Linked DNA regions of Homo sapiens: region 1 is linked to region 2. A link is a loop called in an ENCODE intact Hi-C map of the cell type or tissue named here. Cell type or tissue: dorsolateral prefrontal cortex. All regions are shown on one strand. Each heading gives the region's core, and the rest is flanking DNA. Links, peaks and the distances in the headings are about the cores only.

Region 1 (7,294 bases), core at 4,269-6,768, 130 kb before region 2:
CTAGGCATATATGAGCACATTCTCAAGTACATATTATCCTCCCTTCCCCTATCTTTTAGACAAATGATATCAAACTATACATCTTGTGAGATTATTGCATACCATTATATGAAGATACCATTATATCCTTTTTAATGCAACCATATTGTACAAATAGACTATGATTTATTTAACCTGTTATCTATCAGTGGATATTTAAGTTGGTAGTTGGTTCCAATCTTTTGCTCTTACAACAATTCTGCAATGACTAACATTGTATAAATATCATTTTTAAAAATAATTGCATTGAAGCATAATGTACATGCCATAAAATCCACCCATCTTAAGTGATTTCACCTGTTCTCAGAAATTTTTAGTAAATTTAACTAATTGTACAGCCATTACCATAATCCAGCTTTAGGACATTTTCTTTTTTTTCTTTTCTTTTCTTTTTTTTCTTTTTTTTTTTTTTTTGAAGTGGAATCTTGCTCTGTGGCCCAGGCTGGAGTGCAGTGGCGCGATCTCAGCTCACTGCAACCTCCACCTCCTGGGTTCAAGCGATTCTCTTGCCTTGGCCTCCCGAGTAGCTGAGACTACAGGCACATGCCACCACGCCCAGCTCATTTTTTGTGTATTTAGTATTTGTGTATCTAGTATTTGTGTACTTAGTAGAGACAGGGTTTCACCATGTTGGCCAGGCTGGTCTCCAATTCCTGACCTCAGGCGATCCACCCGCCTTGACCTCCCAAAGTGCTGGGATTACAGGTGTGAGCCACCGCGCCAGGCCCGTAACTGTATTTTAATATAGCCATTCTATGGATTTAATATGGTATTTTATTATGGCCTTAATTTGCATTTCCCTAGATACTAACCATGCTGAGTGTCCTGTCTTGTGTTTATTAACCATTCATATATTTTTAGTGAAATGTGTATCAAATCTTTTGCCCATTTTTAAGTTGACTTATTTGTTTGTCTTCTTACTATTGGGTTGCATATGTTTTTGATATAAGTCCTTTATCAGATATATGATTTGGAAATATTTTCTACCAATCTGTGGTTTGTTTTTCTTAATGGTGTCTTTTGAAGTGCAAAAGGTTTGAATTTTGAAGTACATTTTATTGATTTTTTCTTCTATATATTGTGCTTTTGGTATCATGTCTAATAAATCTTTACCAAACCCACAGTTACAAAGATTTTCTCCTGTCTTCTTTTTATACTTTTTACAGCTTTATGGTTTTAGCTCTAACAATAAATGTGATTTTGAACATACATAAGACTATTTGTAACAAACACAAATAAATTGAATTGTTGGGCACTTGTATTTGCATTTGTAATTTTATTAACTATTGCCAAATAGCAGTTGTAAACACGTACACACACACAAGTGTATATACACATATACATATATATACATATACATGTATGCATATATGCATATATACATATATGCATATATACACATATATACATATATACACATATACATATATGCATATATACACATATATACACATATACATATATGCATATATACACATATATACATATATACACATATACATATATGTATATATACACATATACGTATATGTGTATATATACACATATACGTATATGTATATATACATATATGTATATGTATATATACACATATACACATGTATATATACACATATACACATGTATATATACACATATGTATATATACACATATACACATATGTATATATACACATATACACATATATACACATATGTATATATACACATATACATATATGTATATATACACATATGTATATATACACATATACATATATGTATATATACACATATACATATATGTATATATACACATATACATATATGTATATATACACATATACACATATACACATACATATATGTGTATCTACACATATACACATATACACATATACGTATACGTGTATATACGTAGATACACATATACATATATACACACGTGTGTATATACGTATATACACAAGTGTGTATATACGTATACACACATATATGTGTGTGTATACGCATACACACATATATGTGTGTGTATACGCATACACACATATACGTATATATGACAGGGTCTTGCTCTGTTGCTAAGGCTGGAGTGCAGTGGCACAACATTGGCTCACTGCAGCCTCGACTGCCCAGGCTCAAGCAATCCTCCCACCTCAGCCTCCTGAGTAGCTGAGATTTCAGGCGTGTGCCACAATATCCAGCTAATTGCTTAATTTTTTTTATAGAGAGAGGGTCTCACTATGTTGCCCAGGCCAGTCTCAAACTCTTGGGGTCAAGTGATCCTCCCATCTCATCCTCCCAAAGTGCTGGGATTACAGGTGTGAGCCACTGTGCCCAGCCAGGTTGTACCAATATACACTACCAATAACAACAAACAAAAGTGCCTGTTACTCCATACATGTTCCAACAGTGTATTATTAAACTTTTGAATCATGCCAAACTGAATGGCTTCTCACTATAATTTTAGTTTACATTTTTCTTATTAAAAATTGGAGGCTAGGTGTGGTGGCTCATACCTGTAATCCCAACACTTCGGGAGGCCAAGGCAGGTGGATCACCTGAGGCCAGTAGTTTGAGACCAGCCCAGCCAACATGGCAAAACCCTGTCTCTACTAAAAATACAAAAAATTAGCTGGGTGTGGTGGTGGGTGCCTGTAAACCCAGCTACTCAGGAGGCTGAGGCAGGAGAATTGCTTGAACCTGGGAGGTGGAGGCTGCAGTGAGCTAAGATTGCACCATTGCACTCTAGCCTGGACAACAAGAGTGAAACTCCGTCTCAAAAAAAAAAAAAAAAAAAAAAAACTGGAGTAAACCATTTGTTTTTCCTTCTCATGATACATAAGTTCACATCTTTGGTCTTTTTCTTATTGACTTACACTAACCCCTTACATATTTGGGAAACTAGGTCTTTTGTGATATTAGTTGCAAGTCTTTTTCCAACTTTATGTGTTTTTTAACTTTGCTTTAAAAAACACATTGGTTAGTTTTTCACGCACACTTTACAATTATTTGCATGTAGTATAATTCACTGGTCTCCTATGGTCTCTAGGTTACGTTTCATATTTAGAAAGTCTTTCTCCATTTTAAAATTATCCTTTTTTAAAAGTTCCCCCATGAATTCCTCTAGCATTTTTATGGTTTTATTTTATGCATTTATATCTTTGACCCATCTCGAATTGATTTTAGCATCAGATCTAATGTAGTAACCAACTTTAAATACAGATAGTTACCCAGCTATTCCAGAAATATTATTGAATGATTCATTTTGCGTCCATTAATTTTAAATGCTGTTACAACCCCACTCGCCAGATTATAAGCTCCAAGAAGGAAAACACTTACGTTTTTTCACTATGGTATCCTTAGGAACTAGAACAGTGGTAGGCACACAAAGATTGCCCAGGGCTTTTTGTGTGTGTGTGGTAAAAGATATGTAACCTAAAATTTACCATTTTAACCTTTTTTTTTTTTTTTTTTGAGACAGAGTCTCACTCTGTCATCCAGGCACTCTAGCGCAGTGGCACGATCTCGGCTCACTGCAACCTCTGCCTCCCAAGTTCAAGCGATTCTCCTGCCTCAGCCTCCCAAGTAGCTGAGATTACAGGCGCACATCCACATGATCAGCTAATTTTTGTATTCTTAGTAGAGACAGGGTTTCACCATGTTGACCAGGCTGGTCTTGAACTCCTGACTTCAAGTGATCTGTCCACCTCGGCTTCCCATAGTGCTGGAATTACAGGCATGAGCCACTGCACCCAACCCCATTTTAACTATTTTTAAGTGTACCATTCAATGGCATTAAATATATCCACAATGTGTAGCCATCATCACTACCCATTTCAGAAATTTTTCATCCTCCTAAACAGAAACTTGGTACCCATTAGACAATAACTCCCATTCGCCTCTCCCTCCAATCCCTGGTGACCTCTATTATACTTTCTCTCTCAAGGAATGTGCCTATTCTGTGTACCACATATAAACTGAATCATACACTATTTAGTCCTTTCTGTCTGGCTCGTTTCAGTTAGCATAACGTTTTCAAGGTTCATCAATGTTTCAGCGTGTATCAGAACTTCATTCTTTTTCAAGGCTGAATAAGTCATCTGTAGCTATATACCATATTTTGTTTATGCATTCATCTGTTAATGAACATTCTGGGTTATTTCTACCTTTTGGTTATTATGAATAGTGCTACTGTAAATATATGTATACAAGTATCTGAGTTCCTGCTTTCAGTTATTTTGAACATCTATATCAAAGCGGAATTGCTTGATCATGTGGTTATACTATGTTTAACTTTTTGAGGAATCATCAAACTGTTTTTCCAAAAAGTCTGGACTATTTAACATTGCCATCAGCAACGCATACGGTTTCAATTTCTCCACATCTGCCAACAATTACTTTCCTTTTTTTTTATAGTAGCCATCCTAGTAGGTATTAAGTGGTATCTCATGATTTTTTTTTTCATTTCCCTAAAGACTAGTGGTGTTGAGCACTCTTTCATATGCTTATCCACCATTTGTACAGTTGGCCTTCCATATCTGTGGGCTCTGCATCTGTGGCTTCAACCAACCATGAATTGGAAATATTCCAAAACAAATTTCATCTGTATTGAACATGTACAGACTTTTTGTCATTATTCCCTAAACAATACAACACTATTTAGATTTATGTTGTATTAGGTATTATAAGTGATCTAGAGATGACTTAGTCATCTCTAGGATGACACAGGAGGATGTGCATAGGTTATATGCAAATACTGCATCATTTTATGTAAGGAACTTGAGCATCCTTGGATTTTGGTACCCAAGGGGGTCCTGAAACAAATCCCCCACAGATACCAAGTGGATAGTCATTCTCTTGGAATGTATCTTCTTTGGAGAAATGTCTATTCAAGTCCTTTGCCCTTTTTTGAACTGAACTGTTTGGGGGTTTTTCGTTCTTGTAGTTCTTTACATATTCTAGAGATGAATCCTTTATCAGATATATGAGTTGCAACTATTTTCTCTCAATCTGTGAATTTTCACTTGCACAGCGCTTTTAACTCTTGAAAATTATGCTGCTTCTATTATTTATGTGTATCCCGATCTCTTGCCCTCGTGACCCGCCCGTCTCAGCCTCCCAAAGTGCTGGGACTACAAGGCGTGAGCCACTGTGCCTGGCCATCTATGTGTATCTCAAAACAACCTTGTAGGATGTATACTGTCTCCACTTTACAGATAAGAAAACTGAAATCCAATCAAAGATAGCACACTCCAAAGATTGCTCCAAAGACAGCACAACAATAACAAACTTGTAGTTGTTATTGCTGTTAGTGTTATCCCTTTGAATAATAGAGAGTAACAGAAGCTGCTTCAAAAAGGTCTAGGACTGGTGGGAAAATAAGAGAGCAGACCCCCAACAGAGGTTGCGAGCAGAGCCAGGGATCACAGAGTTTTATCTGCCCTCGGTACGCTGATTTCCAAAACCCAGCCTCATATTCTATACTCCAAAGCGCACTGCCAGGTGGGCCAACTCCAGCCCCCACAATCCGATGCCAAGGCCACTTCTTGCCACTTCCTGCCCGCCTCCAGCCCGCCCCTAACAAGCTAGCGCATGCGCTGTAGGACTATTTGCGCGCCGTTCCCCCCGGTGAGCCTGCACACCGTGCTTCCGGCGCGGAGATGAACTTCCACATGCCCCGGCGCTTGTTGATGACGTAACTTCCGGTTGCTGTGCTGAGTCGGAAGTGGGAACCCTTCGGCCGCTGAGATTCTGTCGTGTCGTCGCTGCTGGCACTTCAGGCTCTGGTAAGACAGGCAATAGCTTCAGGGGACGGGGTCGTTGACTTTGCGTTGTGATATTTTCTGCTGGTCCAATGCCACTTCAAGCCTGTTCACTCTTATCTTCTCCAAATTCCTTCTCCTATGCTTTGCTAACCAGGGACCTTCTCCTTCTTGAACTTCGACCCTGTCTGATTTGGAACCCCTTACAGTGCCCCAGCTTCTGATGTCTCTTTGTACATTTCTGTCCCCATCTTTGCCAAGCCCCTCCTGGAAGAGGCCGGAGCGCTATCATTGCATTATCTTTTGACTTAACTTTCTCTAGAACGTGCCCCGGGCGGGTGGATCTCCCTCCTTCCCGCGAATCCCTTATGGAGCATGGAAGGATAAAATATAAAGAGTAGATAACAAATAGGCAGATGCCAAGAAGATAAGATTAATCGTGAGTCGTAAGCAAACCAGTTCAATGCATACGTCAGGGTGTTGATAATTCTTAAGGCAGGTGATGAGTTCACCACAGATAACTCTTGGGGCACTCTGCTTCATGTTTCCTTGGGTTTAGAAGACACTTCTAAAATTGAGTGACCATGCCTCATGACCTTATATTTGATGAGCCTTCCTTTTAGGATCAGTTTTATGCCCTGACAGCAAGCATGTGTTTAGTCTCGCTGTCATTTACTGTTTTGGTCTCACGTGGAAGCCCACCTGCGATAAAATGGGATCCAAGAAGGACTGCTGTCTGCTTTTTGACTTGAGATCCTTCTAGGCTGCAGATAGATGTGTTGATGGAATTTGTTGCCACATTAGCATGGCCTGATAGTGTTAGGTGAAACATACGACAACGAAAATTGTTTCTTAATTTCTATTTTAAATTGATATTTTAATTTCTATTTTATATTGATATATGTATTATTTGCCAGGACACAGACCTTATGGGAGTATGATTTGATAGAGCTTGATTTTGACGATCCCAGTTTTACAAAGTGTTCCAGATATTTCTGTTGAAAAACAATACCAAGTCTGATGTTAACACACTTGTGTGTTCATGAGAGCTGACAGTGGTCTTAAAGGATTAGTGGTACTATTCATAAACAAAAGCTTGTATTAGGAGGAAGTGACAGAATTTTGTAGGACAGCTATTATAGATATAGATCTTTGCAGCAAGTGTATCAGAGTGAAACTTGTTTTCAAGGAGGATATATTTTAAAAGAATCAAATCCAAAAGCTTCTAAGGTTGGTAGCTGTACCATCCCAAAGTGTCTGACAACAGGATAGTGTTGTATCTCTGTATGGCAGTTGAAAATAGGAAAAAAAATACATACATATATGTATGTATATATGTGTGTGTGTGTGTGTGTGTATTTTTTTTTTTTTTTTTTTGAGACAGAGTCTGGCTCTGTCACCCAGGCTCTGCTCTGGAGTGCAGTGGCACGATCTCAGCTCACGGCAACCTCCATCTCCCAGTTTAAAAGTGATTCTCCTGCCTCAGCCTCCCAAGTAGTGGGATTACAGCC
Region 2 (2,500 bases), core at 1-2,500:
TCCTTCAACTTCTGGGATTAAACAGATTTTTTTTCAGGGTATAATTGTTCTGATCTAAATTCTTTATAGTTGTACATAGCAATCTCACAGGGTTCCTAAAATATAAATTAGAGAATAGCATGCTGCCTGCACTGCACTCCTAAAGCATGACCAGTGCTTGATAAACTCTCCTCCATGCGAATTTTTTAAACTTTTTATGTTGACATGATTTCAGACTTACAAAAAAACTATGAGTTGTACAGAGAATTCTAAGTACCCCTCACCCAAATTCCCTAAGTGTTAATATGTTTCTCTGTGTGTATATATTTTACAAAATAACAAATAAAATACATATACACATTTTACCTGTAGATACACATGTATCTAAAAATTTGAGAACAAGTTGCAGACATAAACCATTTTACCTCTAAATATTTTAGTGTATATTTTTAAAAATCAAGGACGTTCTCGTATTTAACCATGGTATAATTACCAAATCAGGAAATTAACACACTGGTACATTACTATTATCTGATCTATAGGCCTTATTTAGGTTTGACCAATTGTCCCAATAATTCCTTTATGGCAAAAGAAAATTCTGGATTATCCTAGTTAGTATTTTTGAAAATCCTATATCAATATGAAAATAACTTATTTCTAAAATTAGAAATGGAGGCTGGGCGTGGTGGCTCACGCCTATAATCCCAGCACTTTGGGAGGCCGAGGCAGGCAGATCACAAGGTCAGGAGATTGAGACCATCCTCGCTAACACAGTGAAACCCCATCTCTACTAAAAATACAAAAAATTAGCCAGGTGTGGTGGCACGCGCCTGTGATCCCAGCTACTCAGGAGACTGAGGCTGGAGAATCGCTTGAACCCAGGAGGCGGAGGTTGCAGTGAGTCGAGATCGCACCACTGCACCCCAGCCTGGGCGACAGCGAGACTCCGTCTCAAAAAAATAAATAAATAAAAATTAAAACAATTAAAAAAATAAAATTACAAATGGAAAGGACAAACCAGACCTTACAACTGTTTCGTATATTACAGAAAACGTTTAAACCCTCCCTATTTCCCCCACCCCACTCCTTTATATTCCCATAGCTCTTTGTTTATACCACTCTTAGGTCACTTAGCATGTTCTGTTAAATCTTGTATTATATTTATTTTGTTACTTTCTATTTCCACTGGTATTACCACTTTAGTACTCTGAATCTCCCGCAGTGTCCAATACTGTACTTTTTTACATAGTCATTGCTTAATGAATATGTATTGAATTAAATATATGCCAGTGGACTACTAAAACCCAAAGTATATAAGAAGGGTATGGTTGATTATGTTTTTCTACATATTATTTGACATACTTCTATCTTCCCATGTTCTTACTATAGTTTGTGTATTGCCAAGTCTGTTGTGAGCCCTTCCACAAGTTTTGTTTAGAGGAGAACGAGCGCCCTCTGGAGGACCAGCTGGAAAATTGGTGTTGTCGTCGTTGCAAATTCTGTCACGTTTGTGGAAGGCAACATCAGGCTACAAAGGTACAAAACTTGGTAATAGAACTACAGCTGGGCCTCTGTATCAGTGGGTTCTGTATCCCTGGACTCAACCAACCTTGGATTGAATGTATCTGGGAAAAAATGAGTAGTTGCCTCTGTACTCTATGTGAACAGACTTTTTCTTGTCATTATTTCCTAAACAATACAGTATAACAACTATTTACATTGTATTAGGTATGATAAGTAATCTAGAGATAATTTAAAGTATATGGTGGGCGGATCACTTGAAGCCAGGAGTTCGAGACCAGCCTGAGCCAACATGGTGAAACCCCATCTCTACTAAAAATACAAAAAATTAGCCAGGTGTGGTGGTGGGCACCTGTAGTCCCAGCTACTTGGGAGGCTGAGGGAGGAAAATCGCTTGAACTTTGGAGGCAGAGGTTGCAGTGAGCCACTCCAGCCTGTGGTGCAGTCTGTCACTCCAGCCTGGGTGACACAGTGAGACTCCATCTCAAAAAAAAAAAAAAAAAAAAACTATATGGGAGGATGTGCATTTTGTTATATGCAAATGCTGCACCATTTTGTCTAGGGACTTGGGCATCCATGGACTTTGGTATCCTCTGGGGGTCCTGGAACCAATCCCCCATGGAAACCAAGGATGACTGTGCTTAGAGTATTGCTTTCTTTCTTGATTTGTATTTCTGTCTTCCAGTTAAGATTTTGTATCTATATTATTTCTCTTTTTACTTAGTCTGTCTTTAGCATTTAATTGGGTGTAATCAGTTGCCTATTTTGTGTTTTAATTTTGGGACTATAGCAGAAAACATGATGTTGAATAAAATTCCAAAAATAAGTCAAATCTACCTAATATGAATACTCATCACTGAGTGCCTTTGGCAGGAAATAAATCTATCTCAATGCTTTAATTGGGAGTAAATAATGTATGAGGAAATTTAAACTCATAATTGTGTGCTGTACTTACTTGCCAGTAAATGTGAAATGGGGTACTAAGTAATAGGTGTTGGGT

The links. A loop is a pair of places that touch in the nucleus more often than their neighbours do. Peaks named below come from ENCODE experiments on the same cell type or tissue, not always from the same donor. Only the 100,000 strongest peaks of a DNase experiment are listed, where the experiment ranks them.
Region 1: it touches region 2 in a loop (9-fold over the local background); 14 of 110 quality-filtered maps call a loop at or near these places.

Annotation. Positions count from the first base shown.
Region 1 is chr11:118,353,868-118,361,161 of GRCh38, forward strand. UBE4A (ubiquitination factor E4A) reads left to right here and starts at 5,733. Exons shown (of 20, transcript NM_001204077.2): 1 at 5,733-5,807. It overlaps CD3G (CD3 gamma subunit of T-cell receptor complex), which reads left to right. Exons shown (of 7, transcript NM_000073.3): 7 at 1-1,294. RefSeq lists an enhancer at 5,670-5,739. In dorsolateral prefrontal cortex, for the core only: a CTCF peak has its summit at 5,724; DNase peaks (open chromatin) are centred at 5,704 and 6,094; H3K4me3 peaks cover 1,663 bases; H3K27ac peaks cover 932 bases.
Region 2 is chr11:118,487,246-118,489,745 of GRCh38, forward strand. It overlaps KMT2A (lysine methyltransferase 2A), which reads left to right. Exons shown (of 36, transcript NM_001197104.2): 11 at 1,369-1,515. Among named protein-coding and RNA genes, the nearest start is that of TTC36, 39 kb to the right of the region's middle. RefSeq lists a silencer at 744-972. In dorsolateral prefrontal cortex, for the core only: CTCF peaks have their summits at 1,418 (motif pointing left) and 1,622; a DNase peak (open chromatin) is centred at 1,436.